2 separate regions of the Homo sapiens genome follow, and region 1 is linked to region 2. A link is an interaction called in ENCODE POLR2A ChIA-PET data of the cell type or tissue named here. Cell type or tissue: HepG2. All regions are shown on one strand. Links, peaks and the distances in the headings refer to the core of each region. The heading gives the core; the rest is flanking DNA. Region 1 overlaps HECTD2-AS1 (HECTD2 antisense RNA 1). Region 2 overlaps HECTD2-AS1 (HECTD2 antisense RNA 1).

Region 1 (5,380 bases), core at 114-5,113, 52 kb after region 2:
TAAACAGAATATCTAGAATATTGAAACCAACTTGATACTCCCATAGACTGTTCTTTTTGATAAACATAGAAATCGGCCCTTGTGCTGTTAAAGCTTAAAACTTGTATTTGTTTTATCTGAGTTCCTTCCTCCTTCAGAGCTTCTCAAAAAAAGTATCAAAGAATTGAAATGCACCAGAGCATGGCACCAGATGCCTCCTTGCCTCTCCCTAGTTCTTGTTTCCTTACACATTGTTACATTTCTTCCCTGCTACATAAACCCTTAGTTTTAGTCAGTCAGGGAGATGGATTTGAGACTGAGCTCCCATCTCCCTGATGGAGCACCCAATTAAAGCCTTCTTCCTTGGCAATACTTGTTGTCTCAGTGATTGGCTTTCTGTGTGGTGAGCAGCAGGACCTGGACCAAACCTCTGGTGTTTCAGCAACAAAATAACTTAACATTCTCTTAATAATTTAAAGTTATCACAGTGAAACTCAGTGATTATACCACACAGAAATGCCCTTGTGGATTATTCAGATTTGGGGACAATCAATAGTCCCAGGATGCTATGCTTCTTGAGCTTTTTAAAGCTGCTTCATCTTGCCCCATCTATGTGATCATTACCTATTCCATTTCACTGTTGCCTCTGTGCCTGCCATCACCATAACCAAACACACATACACACATACAGAGAGAGAGAGACTCCTGACACGTATAAACGCTTTCTAACCCTCCACTGTTCTGTGGTCTAGAAAACAAGAAGTTAATTTGATTAGAATTGTGTGCAGAATAGTAGTAAATAGGATCTGAGTTAGGAAGTCCTTAAGGAAGTTGTCTCTCTTTTTAAAATTTTTTTCATTTTTAATTTTTGTGGGTACATAGTAGATGTATATATTTATGGGGGACATGAGATGTCTTGATACAGGCATGCAATATGAGATAAGCACATCAAGTGGAGAAATAGGAACACTTTTACACTGTTGGTGGGACTGTAAACTAGTTCAACCATTGTGGAAGTCAGTGTGGCAATTCCTCAGGGATCTAGAACTAGAAATACCATTTGACCCAGCCATCCCATTACTGGGTATATACCCAAAGGACTATAAATCATGCTGCTATAAAGACACATGCACACCTATGTTTATTGCACCACTATTCACTATAGCAAAGACTTGGAACCAACCCAAATGTCCAACAATAATAGACTGGATTAAGAAAATGTGGCACATATACACCATGGAATACAATGCAGCCATAAAAAATGATGAGTTCATGTCCTTTGTAGGGACATGGATGAAATTGGAAATCATCATTCTCAGTAAACTATTGCAAGAACAAAAAACCAAACACCGCATATTCTCACTCATAGGTGGGAATTGAACAATGAGAACACATGGACACAGGAAGGGGAACATCACACTCTGGGGACTGTTGTGGGGTGGGGAGAGGGGGGAGGGATAGCATTAGGAGATATACCTAATGCTAAATGACGAGTTAATGGGTGCAGCACACCAGCATGGCACATGTATACATATGTAACTAACCTGCACATTGTGCACATGTACCCTAAAACTTAAAGTATAATAATAATAAAATAAAATAAAAAAGAGATAAGCACATCAAGATGGCAATAATAAATGCAAATTCTTCATCACCATTTTGACTGCTCAGAAATCATCACTGTTTCACAGGCTCTTTAAAAAAAGGTCAGTAAATACACGACTCCTGTCTAATGAAAAGAAAGTTAGCAATTGAAATTCTGAGAATACAATCTCCCACAAAAAATCAAAACCCACTCACTGAGCCAAACAAAAAGCATGCTCACTGACCTCCAATTCTTGGCCATCACTGCCAACTACAAAAGAAATAATTAGAAACAAACAGCCACAGACGCTATACTCTTGAGTTGAAGAGGAAACATCAAGAGCGCATTGCATCCAGTACTGTCATACAAGTCATTCACATAAGCAGAAAGCCACTTTCCAGTCCCTAGATAACTATGGCCAAGCTAGCCCAGCCAAGAACCTCTTCTCATTCTGTACTAGAAGGCCACAAAAGCAGCTCACTCAGAGGGGCTGGGCTGCCTTGCTCCTCTTAATCCAGTCAGGCTCACTGGCCATCCTCAGTCCAGGTTTTTATCTCTTCTCACTTGAGCTACTACAATGACTCCCCCAACTGACCTCTCTGTCTCCCTGAGTCATCCGGCCACTTTTTAATCCTCTGCTCACATTGCATTGCATCCAGAGAAAGACAAATTTCAGTCTGTCTCCCTTTTACCTAAATTTTAAAAAGACTACTTTCCTCAACCTCCATCATTTGGCTACATTCATCCTCATCACAGCCCCAGACTGTGGCCAACCACATTTCTCTCTGCTTTCCCACCACACCATAGTCATTGCCACCTCCTGCCTTTTTTCGTGCTCTGTGGCTTCCAGAAACACCGTCTTTTCCTCTGTGTCTGTCCAAACTCCACCCATCCTTCATATTGCCACTTAAGAAGCTGTTCCCAGACACCCTATCCCTTAAGGGTGCTCCTTTCATTCAACTCCTTACAGCTCCCAATATTTTAAGCACTCCTTTTATTTTCCACTGTCCTGGGCATAGGCCCTGGCCCTGGAGTAGAGCAGGAATCTGACCCAAAACTTCTTTGGGGTCTCCTACTTAATATCTATCCCTCTAAATCCTAATATGTTCTATGAACACAACTGCCCTTGTACATGATGACCCTAAGAACAGCAAAGTTTATATTTGGAGAAACTGCAGACCTCTCCCAGAATGACACATTGCCCTTCAAATCTCACGGAGAAAGAGCGTGTGGGCCAAGTGCCCAGATATCTAGCAAAGAAAGGCAAGTCAGCCTCCTCCCTTCCCCCAACCCGCCACTCTTGCCAGACAGCATTTAAAATGCACTTCAGCGCGTTCCTCTTTTATTTGGAAAGGAAACAAGTCTTGACATTCTGTTTCTCCCATTTCATTAAGGACAGAGGTCATCCCAGGAAGGGGAAGGGTAGTTTCCAAAGAGAACTTGTGAGGGAGTGGAGGTGGGGCAGGGGACGCTCTCGTCCCTTCTCGTTAGCCCACTTTACCCTTTGAAGAGAACAAGCCCAGCTTTCACAGTGAATTATTTGCAGGGTGGCTTCTGCCAGGACTGGGCTCTCGCTAGCTGAGGCAATACCCGGAAGGATTACATGATAGCTCAAGGACAGACAAGGTGTCCAGAAGGAACTGGCCGGAGGAGGTGACACTGAGACAGCCTGGAGATAAGGGGGTAGAAAAGGGAGAAGGGAGGAGGTAGGGGGTGTGTGTTAAATAGAAACTCAGAAAAAGCTAAACCTGTACATTTCTCTCTCTCTCTCTCTCTCTCTGTCTCTCTGTCTCTCTCTCTCTCTCTCTCTCTCACACACACACACACACACACACACACACACACACAGGCATGCACAGAAACACATTCTTTGCTTTCCCTCCCCATCTGTAACTCCCCAAGGCATTTCTATAAATAAACGATAGGCCCCTGAGCCTGCAATAGGACCATTATTAACTCTTGCAGTGTTCTGGCTATAAGTGTGTGAACACTTTTCCTCACTTCATGGTTTGCAAAGCCTTTTCCCATATGTAATCTCCACCTGACTCCTACATCACACACTTGAAAAGTCCTTTAGCTTCTCCTCATCATTCCCATATATAGAATTGGGCACCCCACACCCACACTCTCAAAGTTCTTAGCCTTAAAGCTGTAAGTTTCAAGTTGGCTACTCCAAAAATTTCTTATGGTTTGAGCCACATTATCTATTTTCAAAATTATCAAATATTGTACATATTTATGGGGTACAATGTGATATTTCGATATATGTATACATTGTAGAATGATCAAATCAAGCTAATTTAACAGGCTCATCAACTCACATACTTACGATTTCTTTGTGATGAGAACATTTAAAATCTATCTTTTAGCAATTTTGAAATATGCAATATATTATTATTAACTATAGCCACCATGCTGTGCAACAGATCCCCAGAACTGACTCCTCCTGTCTAAAAATGAAACTTCGTACACCTTGACCAACATTTCCCCATTCCCTATCTGCCCCCACCTATCAGCCTCTTATAACTACCATTCTACTCTCTACTTCCATGAGTTTGAAGTTTTTAGATTTCACATTCTAAGTGAGATCACATAGGATCTATCTTTCTGTGCCTGGCTTATTTCACTTAGCATGATGTCCTCCAGGTTAATTCATGTTGTCATCACAAATAACAGAATTTTCTTCTATCTTAAGGATGAATAGTATTTTGTTGTGTATATATACTAAAATTTTTATCCATTCATCTATTGATGGTCACTTAGGTTATTTCCATATCTTGGGTATTGTGAATAATGCTGCAATTCACATGGGAGTGCAGATATCTCTTCAACGTATTGATTTCAATTCATTTGGATGTACACCCAGAAGTGGGATTGCTGGATCATATGGTAGTTCTATTTTCCATTTTTTCGGGAACCATCATACCGCTTTCCAAAATGGCTGTACTAATTTACATTCTCACCAACAGTGTACAAGAGTTCCCTTTAATCCAGAGGCCTTTACATGCATAATGTCACTTAAATTCCACAAGAATCCTGAAGGGTAAACATGATCAAGGCATGTCAGAGGAGGAAAGTGAAGCTCTAATGTTACGTTATGTGACAGGAGTGTAGAGTATGGGGTGCAGTGTCTTGAACCCAGGTCTGTATAGCTATAGTGCACGTGTTCTTCACTCCTGCCCTGAGGTCCTCTTCCTAAAAGTTCTTTATCATCTAAGATTCCAGAGCATCTACCGGGGGGTTTAGTCAGACATCTGGAATGCCAGGATTCATAACCAATTAAGCTTCCCCATGCCTATAGTGGTGTCTTTTACTTTTCACTTCAACATTTATTTTGCCAGACTCCATACTAGGTAAAGTGGGTAAAGCAGTCAATAAGACACACATGTCCTGCTCTCATAGAACTTAAAGTCTGATTAAAAGAGACGATTCATAAATGCACACACAATTAAATAAATGGACCAATTTGCCAAGAAGCTTCAAATCCACAGAGAATAAACACAATGTAGTTTTCATTTTTTTCCACTATCCTTGACTTGCTATGTCAAATCATCTCCTCCTCTTTCCCCCCCTTTAAAATATCTCACAGTTTCCATTACTTCCTGTCACTTTCAGCTATTCAGTTTAGTCAAGACCAGTTTAAACCTCCATCTCAGATCTGATCCCAAGCCCTCTGCCCTCCCAGAGTAGCCAAGACTTGCTGCCACTGGGGCTTGGCATAGATCCAGGTGGGTCTGCTCTGTCTCTGTTCTCACCTCTCTACCCACCTCATCAGGATGTAGTTCCCTCCATGGCAGGGGTGGGAAGGGGAAGGGG
Region 2 (5,380 bases), core at 322-5,321:
GCAGACTCTCTGTAATAGGCCAGATATTACAGAGATGATTTTTTTAAAAGTAATCATCTCAATCCCTTAACACAGCAGTCCCAACCTTTTTGGCATCAGAGACCAGCTGTGTGGAAGACAATTTTTCCACGGATGGCGGGGTTGGTGGAGGATAGTTTCAGGATGAAACTGTTCCCCCTCAGATCATCAAGCATTAGATTCTTATAAGGAGTGTGCAACCCAGATCCCTCGCATGTGCAGTTCACAATAGGGTTCACACTCCTATGAGAATCTAATGTGCTGCTGATCTGACAGGAGGCGGAGCTCAGGCAGTAATGCTCACTGGCCCACTGCTCACCTCCTGCTGTGTGGTCCAGTTCCTAACAGGCCAGGACCAGTACTGGTCCATGGTCCAGGGGTTGGGGACCCTGTCTTAACATAATCAGTGTTAGCAGTTTGCAGCATATCCTTCTGTATCTTTCTCTGTACTGATGCAAACATATATAAACATTCATCAAAAAATGTTACATCTAAAAATAGGATTATTACTAAACTTGTTTTTCAGCAATTTGCATCTTTAACACTGTATCTGGGGGATTCTTCAACTCAGTACATATGGGTCTGACTCTTCCTAATAGCTGAAGCACATAAGCACATCTACTTATGCTAACACAGACACATTGTATACATGTGCACACACCCCACCTCATCCCACACCACATCATCCCCAAGGCTATTGATACTGGCACTGCCCCTGCCCCTAGCCCTAACCTGCAAAACATGAGGTTACTGCTGTGTGGTTACCCCTCACACCCCCGCTTCCAGACCACACTGGCTTGACTCCCATAGGAGGGTTAAGATGGTGCACTTGGCCCAGGCTGTGCTTCTGAGTGGGCTGCTCTTGTCGTATCCCCACCCCCCATTCAGACCCTCAGGGGTAAAAACTATCACCTGGGAACACGGACCAAGCTCGGGGCCAGGCAGACATGCTTGGAGGCTGTTGTGGTAAGGAAGGGAAGGCAGGAAATCGGTCAGCCCAATAAGAAGCAAGGGGTATCCTAGAACAGCAGACCCCCAAGCTGAGGCATTGGCAACCTGTGTGCCAGCCCCGCCCTGACATTAACTCACCGTGTGACCTCAGGCAAGCCTTTCCCTCTCTGAACCTCCTTTCTTCTTCCATAAGATGAGCATGTTTGCAGTGAGGCCCTTCCAGCACAAACACATGGTTTGGTCAGTGAGTCCTGCTTCTCCCTCGGTGCTGGGAGCTCCCTCTCACACCAATGCTCCCGTGGGACCCTGCTCCCTGCACCCTCAGAGTGAGGGGAACTGGAGGGGAGCTGGTGAGGCAGAGCAGAAGCTGAGCCTCACCAGAGAGGCAGGCAGGAGGCTGCCCTGGAGGCCAGATCCAGATGAGGGTTTCATAGGCCTGGCAAAGCCTCCCCTCCTTCTAAGGCAGTAAAGTGCTTTTGCTGTCCTTTGGAACCATGCTGCTCAGTAACTACACCTGGGAACACCAAGCACTTTTTCTTCTTAATTAAAAAAAAAAAAAAGTAATATTTCAGCAGGCCCTGGGCACTTCCTGTCTTGCTAAGTCAGTACTTGTCTGATCTTTCCTGTTGAACTGGGTCCCTTAGTGCAGCATCTACTATTTACTTACTGCTGTATCCCCAGGATCTAGGTAATACCTGAGATATACTAAATGTCCAGTAAATATTTCAATGCCTCTCTCACTGATTCTGATTACAAATGTGATACCCTCATGTTGTTTTTAAAAATCCCCAAAATAGATATAAATGATTAAACTTAATAAGTGGAAAGTTTTCCAAAATGCTATTCTACAGGCCTCCCCATAAGTAATCATCATTAACAGTTTGGTGACATGCTCCTGTCCCACTCTTGTACTGTTGACATTTTGAACCAGATAATTCTCTGTTATAGGATGATTGGCAGTATATCTGGCCTCTGCCCACCAAATGCCAGTAGCACTCCCCCAGTTGTGACAGCCAAAAATACTTTTAGACATTGATAAATGTCCCCCAGCAGACCAAATTATATCCTGCCACTCCCTCCTACTCCCCTGTGTCCCACCCCTGTTGAGGAGCACTCTATATACATCCACAGAGTGAAAGTAAAGTTGAAAACAAGTAAACAAGGGCAAGAAAGAGGAGATAGTGATACATAGATGTAGGTATCAAAAACTGTTTATAATTGGTTAAATGTAAATTAATATTCCTGTTCCCTGATTTCCAGTCTTGTGTGAGCCTTGTTCAATTATTCAATCTTTATTTCATTTCCCAAATATTTATTAAATACCTTTGATGTGCTAGAAACTATGCTCATAGATATATTTTCAATAAACTTATTATAACTAAGTATCTACTTCAGCCCCCGAAAATGAAGGTAGGGAGTGGCAACAAATCCCCAGGTTCTAACTGGTTACACCTCAGTCTCTTACGAGTCCATCACTCTTAACTCTGACCAGCTCCCGCATACCTCCACCTGCCATATTGGCCTGCCATGGTAGGCCAGGGAGAGAGAAAAAGGAAGAAAAGAGAAGAGAAAAGAAAAATGTGTTGCCTACTGCCCCTGCCTTTATTGGGATGGACAGCTGGAGTAAACATCATCCAGAAAGACTGGGACTCTGGGTCCTCTCAAACCCAGCACACCCGCACCACGAATACCAGCCCCCAGCAAGAAACCTCTAAGCACTTTGTGAGTATTCATCGCCTAAACATATTTCATTTCCAGTCTTGCCCAACTGATCTCAGCCTTAACTGTTTAACTGGGCTGGTCTCTGAGCAGACTCTGTAGCTGCCCTGAAATCAGGTTACTGGCACAGCCTGTAGATATTGACTGATTCAAAGATTACAGTTGAGCAAACAGGAGCATGTTAATTTTTAATTTCACTTTGTTGATAAATCGGGCTTCCTCTTTGTCCTATAACCGATAATTACCTGGTCAGAAGAAACATGCGATACTTGACCTGCAATGAAAGTCCACTTGTCTGGCCTTCCTGGCCCTAGCTGGGTTTTTCAAAGGAGCTCCCATACTGGTTTGGCCTCAGTCAGCTGTTAAAGAATTGAGGGACTTCTGAGTTGCGCAACCCTGAGTCAATGTGAGACCCAAGCTGAACAGCATGGGACTCTTAAGAATTAAAGTGGAGACCTAAGGAAGATCTTTGAGGTTTGGGATTTGGGGTAGGAATGGGGTTTTTTTCTAACAAAGGAGAGACTGTGACAGAGAAAGTGTTTCTTTCATGGCTTCCAGTTCACACTAAGTCACCCTCATTCTGGAGCCAAGGTTGTTCTCAAAGGTGACTTTACCACAGTAAAACATGAGGACAGAAAACAGCAGCCGTGTGTCCGCCTCATCACACAAGAGCCGTACTGTTTGCTAAGTCTCTTAGTTCACACAACCGTGGTGCCATCCTGGGAAATAATTACCAGTACTCCCATTGTATGGAGAAAGAATTAATTTGCAGTTTATATCTCTAAAGGGTCCAATTACTTCATATAGAGATCTGTCGCATTGTTTTTCTCTTCCTTTTTTTTTTTTTTCCCCCTGTTGCTTTTAGGGGCCAAAGCGGTTTCAGTTTGAAACCATGATGAATTTAACATAAATCAAGAAAAGCAACAGAAGCAACTTTTCCCATCTGGAATGGAGTACAGCCTTCTATTTTATGCTATTTGTCTACCCTGTCACTAACTGCAGAGAAAACGTTCTAAAAACTGCCCTTTGTAGCCTCAAGCCATTTCCCTAGGGCTGTTTGACTTAAAAAAAAAAAAAAAAAAAAAAAAGAGCCAGAGAAATAAAAAATGTGGGCAGAGCCTGAGTGGTTTTAAGTCAAAGACCTACTGAGCAGGGATTCATTTAGTGGGTTATTTTAAATAATTCAATCCAGAAAAAATTGGTTGAATATATACATATATGCCTCACCAATTTCATTCACAGATGTTGGCAAGTGACTGAAAACAGGAAGGGAAACTTTGTTCAATGCTCGGAGATGAATGTACCAAATTATACAATCCCTGCAGAATTTGAGAACTGGAAGGGGACTAAGAAATCAGTTAGTCTAGTAAGTTAGGGCTTGCAATCTTTTTCTGGGGAGGTACTTCTGAGTTCCCTTACATTTTATGATCATCAGAGACACGATTCTTCATACAGCTAGAGAGGGGAAGGTGGGATTTTATTGAGCATGTAATGTTATCATCCGCCTACTTTGAGGATTCCCAAGTCTTCCCATTGCCTATGGGAGTATTTCTGTGGGACATCAGTACCGTGGATTGTTCACCACAAAGGTTTCCAGGGTCACACCTGTTTAGGAAATGCTGTGTGTTATATCCAACTTTGGATATTTGCAAAGTACACCTGCATAATAAATGCTGTTGCACTGAGTGAGAAGCCCTGGAATTTTAAAAGCCTCCTTATTTTTGCTTAAGCCAAGCCTCCAATCTTATTTTATGATCATATCCTGTAGGATATAGCTACAAGTGACAGAAACCCTGACTCAAAACTGGAATAAACAATAAGGACTATTTGTGACGCTTTACAAAGCAGATGTTCAGAGAGGTAGGACAAGCTTGGGAGATTTGTGTCCATATTTTCCAACTCTAGCACCCTCAGTGTCAGCTTCATCTTCAGGCCACTAGTGGGATGACAGTTACAGGCATCACACTCAGGCCTGACAGAGGAAAAAGAAGGATCATTTCTTCACGTGGCCTCTCTTAGGAGAGAAGTTTCCCGCAAGCTCCCTGGTATACAATCAAGTCTCATTGGCCAGAATCTGGTCACATATCCACTCCTGAACCAATCACTGACAAAAAAAAAAAAAAAAAAAAGCATGAAGCTGCATGGAGGAAGAATAGATTCCTGAACAAAACTAGAGCTCTGTTAGGAAGGCAAAGAGAATGGGTAAGCAGCCAGCATTGTTCACTGTAACTGTAGACACCTTTTTACACCTAACACCCTGTGGTGGTTAATTTTATGTGCCAACCTGACTGGGCCACAGGGTGCCCAGACATTTGGTCAAATGTTATTCTGGGTATGTCTGTGAGAGTATTTCAGGATGAGGTTGATATTTGAAGTGGTAATGTTTGAAGTGGTGGGCTGAGTGAAGCAGACTGCCCTCCCTAATGTGGGTGGGCCTCATCCAATCAATTGAAGGCCTGGATAGAACAAAAAGATTGAGTAAAAGGAATTCCTCCCACTTGACTGCTGGAGCTGAGATATTAGTCTTTTCTAACCTTCAGTCTTATACCAAAACATCAGCTCGTCTTGGGTTTCAAGCCTGCTGGCTTTTGGACTGGATCTTACACCATCAGCTCTCATGGTTCTCAGCCCTTTGGACTCAGACTGCAACTGGACATTGGCTCTCCTGGGTCTGCAACTTGCAGACTGCAGA

The links. ChIA-PET counts read pairs that join two places held together with the same protein. Peaks named below come from ENCODE experiments on the same cell type or tissue, not always from the same donor. Only the 100,000 strongest peaks of a DNase experiment are listed, where the experiment ranks them.
Region 1: POLR2A ChIA-PET joins it to region 2 with 8 read pairs; 5 of 35 experiments call an interaction of 5 or more read pairs at or near these places.

Annotation. Positions count from the first base shown.
Region 1 is chr10:91,605,827-91,611,206 of GRCh38, forward strand. The region is part of intron 1 of HECTD2-AS1 (HECTD2 antisense RNA 1); the gene reads right to left. Among named protein-coding and RNA genes, the nearest start is that of HECTD2-AS1, 2.9 kb to the right of the region's middle. In HepG2, for the core only: no CTCF peak of the experiment used is centred there; a DNase peak (open chromatin) is centred at 3,135; H3K4me3 peaks cover 667 bases.
Region 2 is chr10:91,554,054-91,559,433 of GRCh38, forward strand. The region is part of intron 1 of HECTD2-AS1 (HECTD2 antisense RNA 1); the gene reads right to left. LOC105378433 (a long non-coding RNA gene) reads left to right here. Exons shown (of 3, transcript XR_007062244.1): 2 at 2,462-2,691. Among named protein-coding and RNA genes, the nearest start is that of HECTD2-AS1, 55 kb to the right of the region's middle. In HepG2, for the core only: no CTCF peak of the experiment used is centred there; DNase peaks (open chromatin) are centred at 2,828 and 3,338.